2 separate regions of the Homo sapiens genome follow, and region 1 is linked to region 2. Evidence: read pairs that join two places in POLR2A ChIA-PET (ENCODE). Cell type or tissue: HepG2. All regions are shown on one strand. Each heading gives the region's core, and the rest is flanking DNA. Links, peaks and the distances in the headings are about the cores only.

Evidence for each region. ChIA-PET counts read pairs that join two places held together with the same protein. Peaks named below come from ENCODE experiments on the same cell type or tissue, not always from the same donor. Only the 100,000 strongest peaks of a DNase experiment are listed, where the experiment ranks them.
Region 1: POLR2A ChIA-PET joins it to region 2 with 5 read pairs; 4 of 35 experiments call an interaction of 5 or more read pairs at or near these places.

What each region holds. Positions count from the first base shown.
Region 1 is chr11:73,155,514-73,162,211 of GRCh38, reverse strand. IUR1 (imatinib upregulated ABL suppressing lncRNA 1) reads left to right here. Exons shown (of 4, transcript XR_950294.3): 4 at 4,199-6,432. Among named protein-coding and RNA genes, the nearest start is that of FCHSD2, 17 kb to the right of the region's middle. RefSeq lists enhancers at 4,366-4,545, 4,696-4,835, 4,846-4,895, 5,386-5,475. In HepG2, for the core only: a CTCF peak has its summit at 4,402; DNase peaks (open chromatin) are centred at 3,651 and 4,471; H3K4me3 peaks cover 1,480 bases.
Region 2 is chr11:73,055,342-73,062,039 of GRCh38, reverse strand. All of the region lies in intron 3 of FCHSD2 (FCH and double SH3 domains 2), which reads left to right. Among named protein-coding and RNA genes, the nearest start is that of FCHSD2, 84 kb to the left of the region's middle. In HepG2, for the core only: no CTCF peak of the experiment used is centred there; a DNase peak (open chromatin) is centred at 2,869.

The sequences.
Region 1 (6,698 bases), core at 859-5,858, 100 kb before region 2:
TTGTTTTGTTTTGCTTTGTTTTTTATTTAGAGACAGGGTCTTGCTCTGTCATCCAGGCTGGAGTGTAGTGGTGTAATCATAGCTTACTACAGCTTTGAACTTCTGGGCTCAAGTGATCCTCAGCCTCCCAAGAAGCTGGAACTACAAATGTGCACCACTGTGCCTGGCTAATTTTTTCTTAAATTATTTTGTTGTTGTTGTTGTATAGACAGGAGTCTGCTTAGGCTGGTCTCGAACTCCTGAGCTAAAGCAATCCTCTGCCTTGGACTCCCAAAGCATTGGGATTACAGGCACGAACCACTGCACCTGGTCAAATATGTTTTTTGAAAAAAAATCTCCAGGCCAACCACAATGAGATACCACTTCACACCCATTATGATGGATATAACTTTTTGTTAAAAGGAAAATTACAAGTGTTTGCAAGGATGTAGGAAAATTGGAACCCTAGTGCACTGCTCATAGAAATGTAAAATGGTGTAACCACTGTGGAAAACAGTTTGTTGGTTCCTTTAGAAGTGAAACATTGAGCTACCAAGTTGATCCAGCAATTTCCCTTCTAGGTCTATATCCCCCAAAATGGAAAGCAGAGACTTAAGCAGATACTTATATACCAATGTTCACAGCAGGATTATTCTCAATAGCCAAAAAGTGGAAATAACCCAATTGTCCATCAACAGATGAATGGCTAAACAAAATGTATACCCATAAGGTGAAATATTATTCAACTTTTAAAAAGGAATGCAGTACTGACACATGTACAACATGGATGAATCCTGAAAACATTATGAAAGAAGCCAGATACACACAAAAAACAAGTATTGTATGATCCCACTTATATGAGGTACCTAGAAAAGGCAAATTCATAGACCAAAAGCAGAATAAGAGGATTATCAGGGGTAGGAGGAAGGGGAATGGGGAGTTAATGTTTAATAATTACAGAGTTTCTGTTTGGGATGATGAAAAGCTTTGGAAATGGGCTGGGCGCAGTGGCTTACACCTGTAATCCCACCACTTTGGGAGGCTGAGGAGGGCAGATCACCTGAAGTCAGGAGTTCAAGACCAGCTTGACCAACATGGTGAAACCCATCTCTACAAAAATACAAAAAAATTAGAGGGGCATGATGGCGGGTGCCTGTAATTCCAGCTACTCAGGAGGCTGAGGCAGAAGAATTGCTTGAACCTGGGAGGCGGAGGTTGCAGTGAGCCATCATGCCATTGCACTCCAGCCTGTGCAACTGAGCAAGACTCCGTCTCAAAAAAAAAAGCTTTGGAAATGGATAGTGGAGCACAACATTGTGTATGTACTTAATGACACTGCATTGTACATCATTGTACATCTAAAATAGTTAAAATTGTAATTTTTATATTCCGCGTATATTTTTATCACATACACACAATGCCCATGCCACCTTTCTCTGCCTCAAGCAGAGGCAAAGCTTTCCATGGAGCTTTCTCCCTCCTTGGCCGAGCAGTTAGATGGGACGAGAGACACGGGAGCACCCAGCCAGCACCTGCACACAGGAGCAGTCTCTTCCACTTCATCTGCCTACAGACTGTCCTGACCAGACGAGCCCTTAGTGTTTACAGAGTCCACCTCTTCATCGTACAGACGGGAGTGTGATATGCCCAAAGTCATATACTTTGGTGACTCACTGCCCCATGCTCTCTCTCTCCTGGGCTGGTATGCTGGGAACAGACAACTTTGGGGCTAGGCAGGGTTTCTCTGGGAGGTGATGACATATGACCTCTGGCCTCTGAAGGCTCCTCAACTGGGCTAGGGTGGGGACCAGGATACTGAGAGCTAGGATGGTCTCACACCCAGATGAAGACATAGCCACCTCCACCTAGATGTGATGGGGACACCCCACCTACTCCCCAAGCATTTCCTTAGTCCCATTCCTCCCTCCCATCCTGCCCTGTCCTCCCATGTGACATCACTCCTCTGGCCTGTGTCCCCACAAGACTCCGTAGGGTAGAGAACGACAAGATAGGACAAACTGATAGGCCTGGATGTAGGGTGCCCAGATTAGTTTATCTGTTCAGCAAACTGTCCTTTGCAGGAAAAGCCTGCCCCCGGTGCTGCTGAGCATCGACTTGGAGGGCAGGCATGTCTGAGCCCTGAGGTCAGGAGAAAACTTCCTACTACTCCAGGTGCTTTTCCAGGTCTAGAATTTCTTGGCCAAGGGACAGAGCTTCAAATCATTTCCCAGCAAAGCGAGAAAGATGTCATGTCCACAATGTCTGAATTAACAAAGGCAGCTGGGAGCCAGGAGGGAGAGATCAACAGAAAACAGTTAAGATGGATCAGTGCAGGGACAGAGGATAGTACAGATGGCAGGTTGGATAAAGGTCCTGAGCCTGCCTGGAATGGGGGATCTGGGAGAGCTTCCTGACAGAGGGAACTCCTAATCTGAATTCTAGGTAATCTATAGGAGTTAGGCAGGCCCAAAGGATGGGAGCTGAGGAAGGTCTAGTCAGTGGGGTTGTTCTGGCATTGACTGGGGGCCCTGTTCCCTGAGACCCCAGTGTGAGCTGGAATGGGGGAGGGGGTTATAGGAGAAGGTTGCTCTAGGTTCCTGGCAGCGCTATGGGGTAGGAGGGTGGATGGCTGACAGTGAATCTTAGAGGAGAATCCCACACAGGTGAGGGGTGGGTTCCCTGATCCCCCACTATCCTGGGAGGAGCCCTCCTGGCCTGGGGAGGTAGGTCTCAGCTGACAGCCTGGCTGGGTGTAAGTACTCTCTTTGGCCTGGTGGCTTTCTTCCTGATGACCTTCAATCCCACTCAGGCCACCCCCTTTACATCTGCCTGACACCCGCCCTCCTGGAGGCTCTACTTTTCAACCCAGGAGCCCCCGGCAGCACTGGGCCTCAGTGGGGATGGTGTGGGGGTGTGGGGTGGGCAGGGGTGGCTGTGAGAGGGCAGCTCAATCACAATTTGGAATCCTGGCATGTGAGAGCCCAAAGGGACCATAGGGATAGTCTAACTCAAACTTCCCATTTTACAAATGAATACACTGAGATCTAGAACAAGACACAGATAGGGAATTGTCTGTGGCTATTCAGTGAGTTAGAAGCAGAGACAAAATTAGAACCCAGGCCTCTGATCCCAACTGAGATCCTTCTTTCTCTACCCAGGATCTTACAGGAAGGAAATAAGCATTTTAGCTAGAGCAATGAGTCTCAAACTTGATTAAGTCAGCTTGAGACACTGCATTGATGTTAAATGTGGTTCCCTTAGATTCTTTGGAACTAGTCTGCTGATAAATCCGGATATGGACACTGACGCTTAGAGCAGCCTCTTTCATAAGATGCTGTGCATTCCAGTCAAGCCAGAATATTTTCATATGAATGTGTTTAGATTATCATTAAAGTGAACGTACAAAACTTAAAAAATTCAGGTAGCATATCTGCAGACATCCATGAATAAGGCTGGAAACTCATGAAACTGAAGAGCCCAGTTTGAGAAATCCTGGGCTGAAAGGCCAGTCAATCCTGGGGAGTGAGTGGGACAGATCGGGTTTAAGCTACAGTGTCAATTGTGATGGGGCCCAGTGTGGGGCTGGACTCCTGCCCTCTGCCCACTCCATGCCCTAGCCCTCTTCCTCTGATAGGCAGGCCTGGGAGCGTCCTTCCTGTGGTTTCAACCATCTGGGAATCTGCAGGTCGCGGATAGCTCAGAGCCGACCTGGGCTGGACCTGCCCCTCTGGACCTTGAGTCTTTATCTGTAATATGATAGTGTGGATTTGCCTGGAGGGATTGGAAGGGATAGGATGGGGAGAAGGAGACAGGGACAGAGCTGTCAGTGCAAACTGGGCATTTTTTTCTGGTAGTTGATAAGTCAGCAGCTGAAAAGATAATCTTACCTTGTATTCCACTTCTGAGATGTTATCTTTCAGAAATCACGCTAAAGGAAAAGGCATGGCTCTAGAAAGGACTGATAATCACAACTTAGTTATACCCAGAGCTGGTCCCCTAGCTGGGCAGCTTACATTTTTGTTCATAGATAATCAGCTGGCCCTTGTGGCAATCCTGGGAGATGGGGACCCTCTGAGCTCCCTCAGGCCCATACTTCTTCTTCTTCCAAAGTGATCTCAAGGTGTTATCACTGTCTGTGTTCCCATCTTCCCACCACCCCCCCCAACCCAACAGATCTGAGCCCCTCCAGGGTTGCCTCCTTTCTATTCTGTATCCTTAGGGCCCAGCAGCTCACCTGGACCACGGAAAGCACAGAAAGAACTGGCTGAATGAATCAAGAGATCAAGTGTTCTCCCTGAGGCCCTGTAACAGCTCTGCAGCTGACTGCCCAGAAGGAAGCAGAAGTGAGTGACAAGTTGGGGGAACCAGAGCTTGCACACCATAGGCCTGAACACTAGCCTCTGGGGAAAGGCAAGTCCAGCTGACCTTGGTGAAGTTAGGACCCGGGCCGAGGCCACCTCTTCTGGTTCACCCTCTGCTGGCCTCCCAGCTTCTTTGGCTCAGCAACACCCAGGATTCCAGGCATGTTTGCCTCTGGCCTTCTAAAAATACCCAGGCCACCCAGCACCTCCCAGATGTCTGAGCGCTGAGTCTGTGATTTCCCTGCCGGTAATGGGACAGCCCCGGGGTGGGCAGGCGGGGGTGGCTCGAGCAGCTCAAGCCACTTCCTCTGCCTCCCATCCCCTAGCCTACCAGAAGCTGGACCCAGCCCTGCCTCCCAATCCTTGCAAGGCAAAGGAGGGTAGAGGCTAGCAGACCTCAGAGATTGTTGACTCCAGTCTCTTCTTGGGACAGATGGGAGATCTGAAGTCTAAGGATTGCTCATGGCACTTGTGCCATTAAGGTCCTCCTCACCCCACTCCCCAGCACTGTGTTCATGCCTGCTGCTGTCTCACTTCCCACATGCTACTTGGAGTCTAGGTCTTGGAGCCCAACCTGACTTCCTCCATGCAGCTGAAAGCTCCTGACAGCAGTGAAGGGGAGGATCCCTGTGGTCTCCATGGTGCCTGGAAGAGTGTCCAATCCAGAGCACACCATCAGTAAACGTAGATTGGATTGAACAATGTAGTGGCAGCTGGGGCAATGGGTGGAGCACTGGGCTGGAGGACAAAGCCTCTGAATTCTATCTAGCCCAGGGTCAGCCACTGTGATACTATGCATCCTCATCAATTGCCCTGGACAAACCTGTTTCTCCTGGGCTGGATAGGATGGTGTCTAAGGACTGAGCCAGCTCTGCTGATATGAAGCTGCAAGCTGATGCCCTGCTGGATATTCCTGTCCCTTCTCTGCTCTACTGTATGTCTGGGAGAGATGGCACAACCTGTAGGTTCCATCAGCTCCAGGTTCTCAGCTTCTGCTCCTCCCTCCGTGCTTCTGAACATTCCACCTCTGGTCCTAGCCCCTGAGGCCCAGCTCTTCCAATAGTGCCACTTCCACCTCTGCTGCTGGGTACACAGGGGTGAATGCATACCTACCTCGCTCACTAATCATGTGACCTTGGGTAAGGCATTGCCCTTTTCTGGGCTTCAGTTTTATCATATCTAAAAGGGAATAATAAGGCCTACCTTAAAGGAGTGCTATGAGGATGTAGGAGATTCCATAGCTCAGATGTCAGGTTATATATCACCTCCTGCAGAAAGTCTCCCCTGTCCTCCCAAGGATGGCTCAGATAGCATTTGTTGCTGGCTCTTCAGTTCTGACCTTCCCATGTTCACACTATGTGGTCATTGGCTCTCTATGCATCCATCCCCCACCAAGCTGTGGGCTCCTCAAGGCCAGGAGTCTCCAGGACCCAGTACAGGACCTTTACAGATGAAGTGCCTGGGAACGTTTTTTGACAGACACAGTGGGTGAGTAAAGCCTGAGAGAAAGGCAAGGGGTTGTGCAGAAGTCTGGGAGTCTGAGTAAGAAGTGGCCTGACTGACAGGGCAAGTTCTGGTGGTATGAATATTGACAGCTGCTTGGAGCCCTTCCCCCATTTCCCTGCTTGGTAAATTCATCCTTCAAGATCCCAGGAGAGCATCTCCTTCCCTGAGAAACCTGATCACTCTCCCCTCTACCACATTACACACTCCACTGTAGGTGTTCTTTACACACCTGTCTCCCTTCTCAGATGTGAGTTCCCTGAAGGCAAGACCCTGTTGGATCTCACAGCACCAAGCACTAGATCTGGCATGAGTTAGTCAAGGTTTTGGAGCAGAAGAATGGATGGAGGAAATAATTTCTGAATCGAACTTGGAATTGAACTGCCTGAACTTTAATGCCCTTTCCAGCCTTAGGGATGATAATGAATTACCAAAGTGAGAAAAATGGAGGCGCAAGCTGTTGTCATCCTTCCAGAGGCACCCTCCAAGTGTGTGTGGGTGAAATGTGAGCTGGAGAGAGGATTGACAAAGAGCAGTGAAAACATATTCCTGGACCCCATTCTTTTTTTTTTTTTTTTTTTTTTTGAGATGGAATTTCCCTCTTGTCATCCAGGCTGAAGTGCAATAGCTCAATCTCGGCTCACTGCAACCTCCACCTCCCAGGTTCAAGCGATTCTCCTGCCTCAGCCTCCCGAGTAGCTGGGATTACAGACACACACCACCACGCCCAGCTATTTTTTGTATTTTTAGTAGAGATGGGGTTTCACCATGTTGGCCAGGCTGGTCTCGAACTCCTGACCTCAGGTGATCCACCTGCCTCGGCCTCCCAAAGTGCTGGGATTACAGGCATGAGCC
Region 2 (6,698 bases), core at 796-5,795:
GTTGGCCCCTACTGGGAGGTGTCTCCCAGTCAGGAGGAACAGGGGTCAGGGACCCACTTGAGGAGGCAGTCTGACCCTTCACAGAGCTCGAACACAGTGCTGGGAGGTCCACTACTCTCTTCAGAGCCACCAGGCAGGGATGTTTAAGTCTGCTGAAGCTGTGCCCACAGCTGCCCCTTTCCCCAAGTGCTCTGTCCCAGGGAGATGGGGGTTTTATCTGTAAGCCCCTGACTGGGGCTGCTGCCTTTTTTTCAGAGATACCCTGTCCAGAGAAGGGAAATCTGGCAGTCTGGCCACAGCAGCCTTGCTGAGCTGCAGTGGGCTCCACCCAGTTCGAACTTCCCAGAGGCTTTGTTTATACTGTGAGCATAAAACCACCCTACTCAAGCCTCAGCAATGGCGGACGTCTCTCCCCACACCAAGCTCGAGCGTCCCAGGTCGATCTCAGACTGCTGCTGTGCTGGCAGTGAGAATTTCAAGCCAGTGGATCTTAGTTTGCTGGGCTCCGTGGGGGTGGGACCCGCAGACCCATACCACTTGGCTCCCTGGCTTCAGCACCCCTTTCCAGGGGAAGTGAATCGTTCTGTCTCACTGGTATTCCCGGTGCCACTGGGGTATGGAAAAAAAGAATTCCTGCAGCTAGTTTGGTGTTTGCCCAAATGGCCACCCAGGTTTGTACTTGAAACCCAGGGCTCTGGTGGGGTAGGCACTGGAGGGAATCTCCTGGTCTGCAGTTTGCGAAAACCATGCGACAAGCACAGTATCTGTTCCAGAGTTCTTCAGGCTCAGTCCCTCATGGCTTCCCCTGGGTAGGGGGAAACATTCCCTGACCCTTTGTGCTTCCCAGGTGAGGTGACCCCCCACCCTGCTTCGGCTCGCCTTCCATGGGCTGCACCCACTGTCCAACCAGTCCCAATGAGATGAACCAGGTACCTCAGTTGGACATGCAGAAATCATCTGCCTTCTGCGAGGATCTTGCTGGGAGCTGCAGACCAGAGCTGTTCCTATTTGGCCATCTTGCCAGCAATCCTTGCCTGTTTTCTTTTGCTTCTATTTATCAACAGTTCTATATAAGTTCTTGTTCCTGGCAGCTGTTGGTAGCATTTTTTCAGCCTTCCTTCATGAACACGGGAATCTCACTATAGTGCCTGGTTTCAAGCTATGAACCTGGCTCCTGATCCCTGTCCCACTGTGAGCCCTTTTAGTTTCCTTTACTTTGCAGGAGCCAAACTCTCCATTGCCTTCTTCTTAACCTAGAGTTTTGTGTATTTCTAACTTCAATCTTGCCCACAGCTTTGCTTTTCTGGCCCAGGGGAAATAGTTATCTTATTTTCATGCCCATTTTTGTCTTATAGTTTTTTCCTTTTTATTTTTTAAATCTCTCATTCATAAGTGTTTTCAGTGGGATGAGTGGACAATCCATCAAAGCATGAAATAATTACATGGTCTTCATGCAAAGTCTTTCTTAGATAGCCTTTATGGCTCCTTCTGGCTCTGACATTGTATGATATACTATTGATTATTTCCCCTGGAAAACTTTCTCACTGTAATGTGTTCCTTCATTGCCTGTGAGAAGGAGCACAAGACAAATAAAACTTTTTTTTTATCCTGGTATTTTTCCAGGCTCCTGGTATTAGAATGTTTGAAATGAAATTATACAAAATGTCTTCAGATAAATTATGAGTTCTTGGGAAATTATGTTTGAATTTGCTGGTGACAGATAATAATAATAAATAGGTAGAAATGAAGATATGAATAATGCTTCAATTTCCTAAATGCCAAAATATGGTACAATTAGACATTTGTTTAAACTTCCTTGAATGGGTGTTACTTTCCTGAGGTTTAACTTTAAATTAGTGGCTGCATTTGCATTCATTCAATGAATCTATTGGGTGACTAACTCCTTATACAGTAACAGAGTCACAGAGGTTAAGGCTAGGCTTCTAGAGGTGTTAGTCATCTCTGATAGCAGTGTATCCTACCTGCTTTTAAAAAGAACATTTTAGTAAGGATAGGAGGTATACGTTAGAGGAATATATAATTTGCTTTGTTTGTAACAGGAATACCTGAGAATGTACTGATGACCATGTAAACAAGGTACAGTTTAGGGTAGAATTTCTGCAGATATAAGCAAAGTTTTGGTACAACAAATGGTTAATTTATCAAGTCTTCTATTAGTCAAGGATTGTTTGAGAGTATGCTAAAACTGTTGTCTGTTCCTTAACCGTGGGTTTTCATTGTCTTGGGATGAGAATCCATGCTTTCAGATTGCCAGAATTCTGGAAGTGTTCACAGCTAGGGGAAAAAAAGAAAAAAAAAGAAAGAAAACCTCACAGAAAATTTTTAGTAAAATTCATTATTAGCCGGTTTCTCAGGACTTCATTTGGTACCAGGATACATAAAACTTGAATTTTCATAGACTAATTTTGCTTTTCCTCTTACCATGGAAAGAAGATTAGAAGTATTGGTTGACCTTCAGCAAAATAAACTTAGTACAAGGCAGAAGAAGTTAGAGTGAAGGGTAGGGAGCATTCCTCGTTTTTAGGGATAGTCACATCTGACATTTATGTTTATGATTTATGAACTCTTTGAAGTGCAGTCTGATGGCTAACACTTATCTGACACAATGTTTTCTTTAGCCCGTCCTACAACTTCTTAATCCTAGAAAACCTAGAAATTAATTTTTAAAATTCCTTTTTTAAAAAGGAAACAACTTTATAGTGTAAAAATCCTTTTCTGGTATGGGGGTTAAAAAAAAAACCCACGGAGGGTAAATAAACCGTAGTTCACACAGTGTAATGTAAAGTCTTCAGCCATTGTCAATAGACTCTGTATTTTGAAATCATTTTGCTTTCATCCCAAATGGTTGACTTTTCAGTATTTGAGCTAGACTTACCTTATGAATTATAGTGTGCATTCTCACTGAAAGTAGTCTCATTTTCTTGTTTACATTTATATCCATGTTTGTTGAATTGAGTACAGTTCAACAATGGTATTTCTTAGCTTAGCTTAAAAACTAAAATGGGATGATTCATTGAGTCTATTTCACCTTATGTTATAGAGGCTAGCCTATCAATGTAAGGACTGTGGAAACTCATATGCAATTATATTTCTGGTTGGTAAGTGATCCAAAAAAGATGTAAAAGATTATTTATCCCGTTAGAAAATGAAAGTCTAGGTGGGATGGCTCACACGTGTAATCCCAGCACTTTGGGATGCTGAGGCAGGCGGATCACCTGAGGTCAGAAGTTCAAGACCAGCCTGGCCAACATGGTAAAACCCCATCTCGACTAAAAATTCAAAAATTAGCCAGGTACTCGGGAGGCTGAGGCAGGAGAATTGCTTGAACCTGGGAGGCAGAGGTTGCAGTGAGCTGAGATCACACCACTGAACTCCAGCCTGGGCGACAGAGCAAGACTCTGTCTTAAAAAAAAAAAAAAAAGGAAAATGAAATAAACCTAAAAAACAAGTAATCATTATCAGAGAATGATTATATAGCCAAGAAGTTTTGTTAAAAATAAAGATCTTGAAGCCTTTCCCTAATTTAACTATGTATCTTTCTATCATGTGTTATACTAGTAGTATTCAAATCAAGAAGTTAGTCAGTTTGTTGTTTAGATAATTGATGGGCAAATTGTGATGACATCTAGCCATACCATGTCACACTGAGTATGTTACAACTGGAATTGTCCTTTGTTGTTAGAATATTGGTATATATACTATACCATTTAATGTCTGATTTTCATAGCTCTCTGTGCTGTAATAACCTCAAGTGTTAATGCCAGGTTGCTGTAGCATCAGCCTGGCTGATTTTATGACATAAAACAATAATGGTCCAATACCTTTAAAGAATACAGAATTGGCCAGGCACAGTGGCTCACGCCTGTAATCCCAGCACTTTGGGAGGCTGAGGCAGGCGGAGCACGAGGTCAGGAGATCGAGACCATCCTGGCTAACACGGTGAAACCCTGTCTCTACTAAAAATACAAAAAATTAGCCAGGCGTGGTCGTGGGCGCCTGTAGTCCCAGCTACTCGGGAAGCTGAGGCAGGAGGATGGCGTGAACCCGGGAGGCGGAGCTTGCAGTGAGCCAAGATCGTGCCACTGCACTCCAGCCTGGGCGACAGAGCGAGACTCTGTCTCAAAAAAAAAAAAAAAAAGAATACCGAATTGGCAGTCCTGGAGGCTTATGTGTCCCAGGCTCCTCTTAGATCCCTCAAGAACTGAGGGGAACTCATTCCCTGTATAGCTGTGGGGCGCAATACATTGTTTGGGAAGCTCTGATTTAAAGGGTTAGGGACTGAGCTTGATTAATAGATGTACAGAACACTTTGAGAATAAGGGTTTTGTTGATGATGAATAAACTGGGAGTCTTGGCATATCTCGTGGTGACTGATGTTGAAAGGGAAATGGAGCCTAATGGAATAGTCCTGATGGCCACCTAGAAGGAGGTAGAATATTCCTTATATAGATGTTTTCTCCTCCCTCCCTCCCTTCCTCTCTTCTTCCCTTCTGTCCTTTCCATTCACCTATATCCTTTTTAATATAGTTTTCTGGAGAAGGCCTACCTCTGTTGGCTGTGAGGGCAGGAAGCAGACAAGTAAGCTGGGAACCCCCATAATTACCACAGTAAGGAAATCCTGGTGGAATGCTTTAAGTTTCTCTTCTGAAGGAGATTACCTGGCTGTTTTTTTTCTTCCTTGTGATTCTTTAGCTTCTGTTTTGCTTCTCCTAGTGGCCTCAGTGCCCATGCTTCGAACCTGTGTACTGTGTCCTAGGTACTATGCCGGTCACTTAAAGACATGATTTCATTTAATCTTTAATTGTGGGGTATTCATTTGTTTACTACAAAGGTCCTTCTGCATTTTCCTAGGTTGTTTCCTTATGTACTTCACGATGCAAATCAATTGTCAACCTATGGATTTTATTTATTTATTTTATTTTATTTTTTAGTTTTTGAGTCGGAGTCTTGCTCTGTCGCCCAGGCTAGAGTGCAGTGGTGTGATCTCGGCTCACTGCAAGCTCCGCCTCCTGGGTTCACGCCATTCTCCTGCCTCAGTTTCCCAAGTAGCTGGGACTACAGGCGCCTGCCACCATGCCCGGCTAATTTTTTTGTATTTTTAGTAGAGATGGGGTTTCACTGTGTTAGCCAGGATGGTCTCAATCTCCTGACCCTGTGATCCACCCACCTTGGCCTCCCAAAGTGCTGGGATTACAGGCGTGAGCCACCGCGCCCGGCCTTGTCAATCTATGGATTTTATTCCCTCATCTGTTGCTGCTCAGTCTGAATTTGATGGCTCTCATGTGCTCTCCTGTAGTACCTTTTGTTTCTGTCATATGACTTATTGTTCTGTTATGCTCTCTTCTCTACCTATTTTGCATAGTCTCTGGTATGTGTTAAATGCATGGTGAATGTTTATTTAATGAATGAATGAATGAGGAAATATAGTTTCAAGTTCTGAGAATGATAATAAATCCTTAGGTGAAATTTACCCCATTTGAAAGATTAAATTGATTCATTTTAGCAAAGTTGAAGAGACAAATGTACCTAAACAGTCCTTTTTCATTGTGAACATGTATGACTTTTAGAATCTAGGGAGACAAAAAATAATTTTTAAAAAGATTACATTTTGGGGGTATGAGCAGTGTTCTTTACTAATACCGGTATTCCCTAGCAGTAAAAAATAACTCCTGTACATCAATTAGCAATTTGTTTGCATCAAAGAGATTTTAAAGATGGAGACCATCTCTTTACTTTAGGCACAGTTGCACAGGACCCCTACCTTGGCTCGTAAGCCCAGAAACTCAATTTCAGTTTACCCAGAAGACATGTCCTGATAAAACTAACAAGACGCTTAACCTATTAATGTATAATGGACATCTGCTGGTCCAGATAAGTAAGACACTTAGGGAAGCAAGGTTGTAGGTCAAAGATAGTAAGCATTTAATTTGAACTGAGAGAATGAGTTTAGTTTTTTTTATGGGGTGGGGCTTGTGATCAGATTTTTTTTATTGTGGTAAAATATACATAACATAAAATTTATCATTTTAACTATTTTTAAGGGTAAAATTCATTGGCATTCACAGTGTTGTGCAACTATCACCACTATTTCCAGAACATTTTCATCAACCCAAATAGATATTCTGTAATCATTAAGCAGTAATTCCCCTTTGTCTCCTCCCACAGCCCCTGAATCTACTTTCTGTTTCTATAAATTTGCCTAGTCTAGATACTTCATATAAATGGAATCACGATGTTTGTCCTTTTGGACTTCAGTATTCTTAAAGGATATTTCTGCTTTTCTACTCTACAGATTGTCTGTTTAAATAATGGTTTTCAAATATCTTTTGATGGTATGTTTTATCTATTAAAAAATTTAAGTGATATATATATTTGTAACATACATGTACTCTGTACTAATATATTGTATACATTATAAAATATGCATAAAATCTTAATGAAATAAATATTATTTTGAAATATCAGTATCTTTTGATGACTTTCTGCTATCATTAGCTTGTATCTCAAGGTTTAAAACTTTGTCTTATTTCTTATCAGATTTTATTGGATGGTCATTGTATACTTCTCCTGATAAAGAGCTCTGTATGGGTAGAAAGTGGCAGCTCTGCCATTTGTTTGTATTTGAATTATTAGTATTTACTTCAGTGTTTCTTTATCAGAATTTTTTTTTTTTTTCG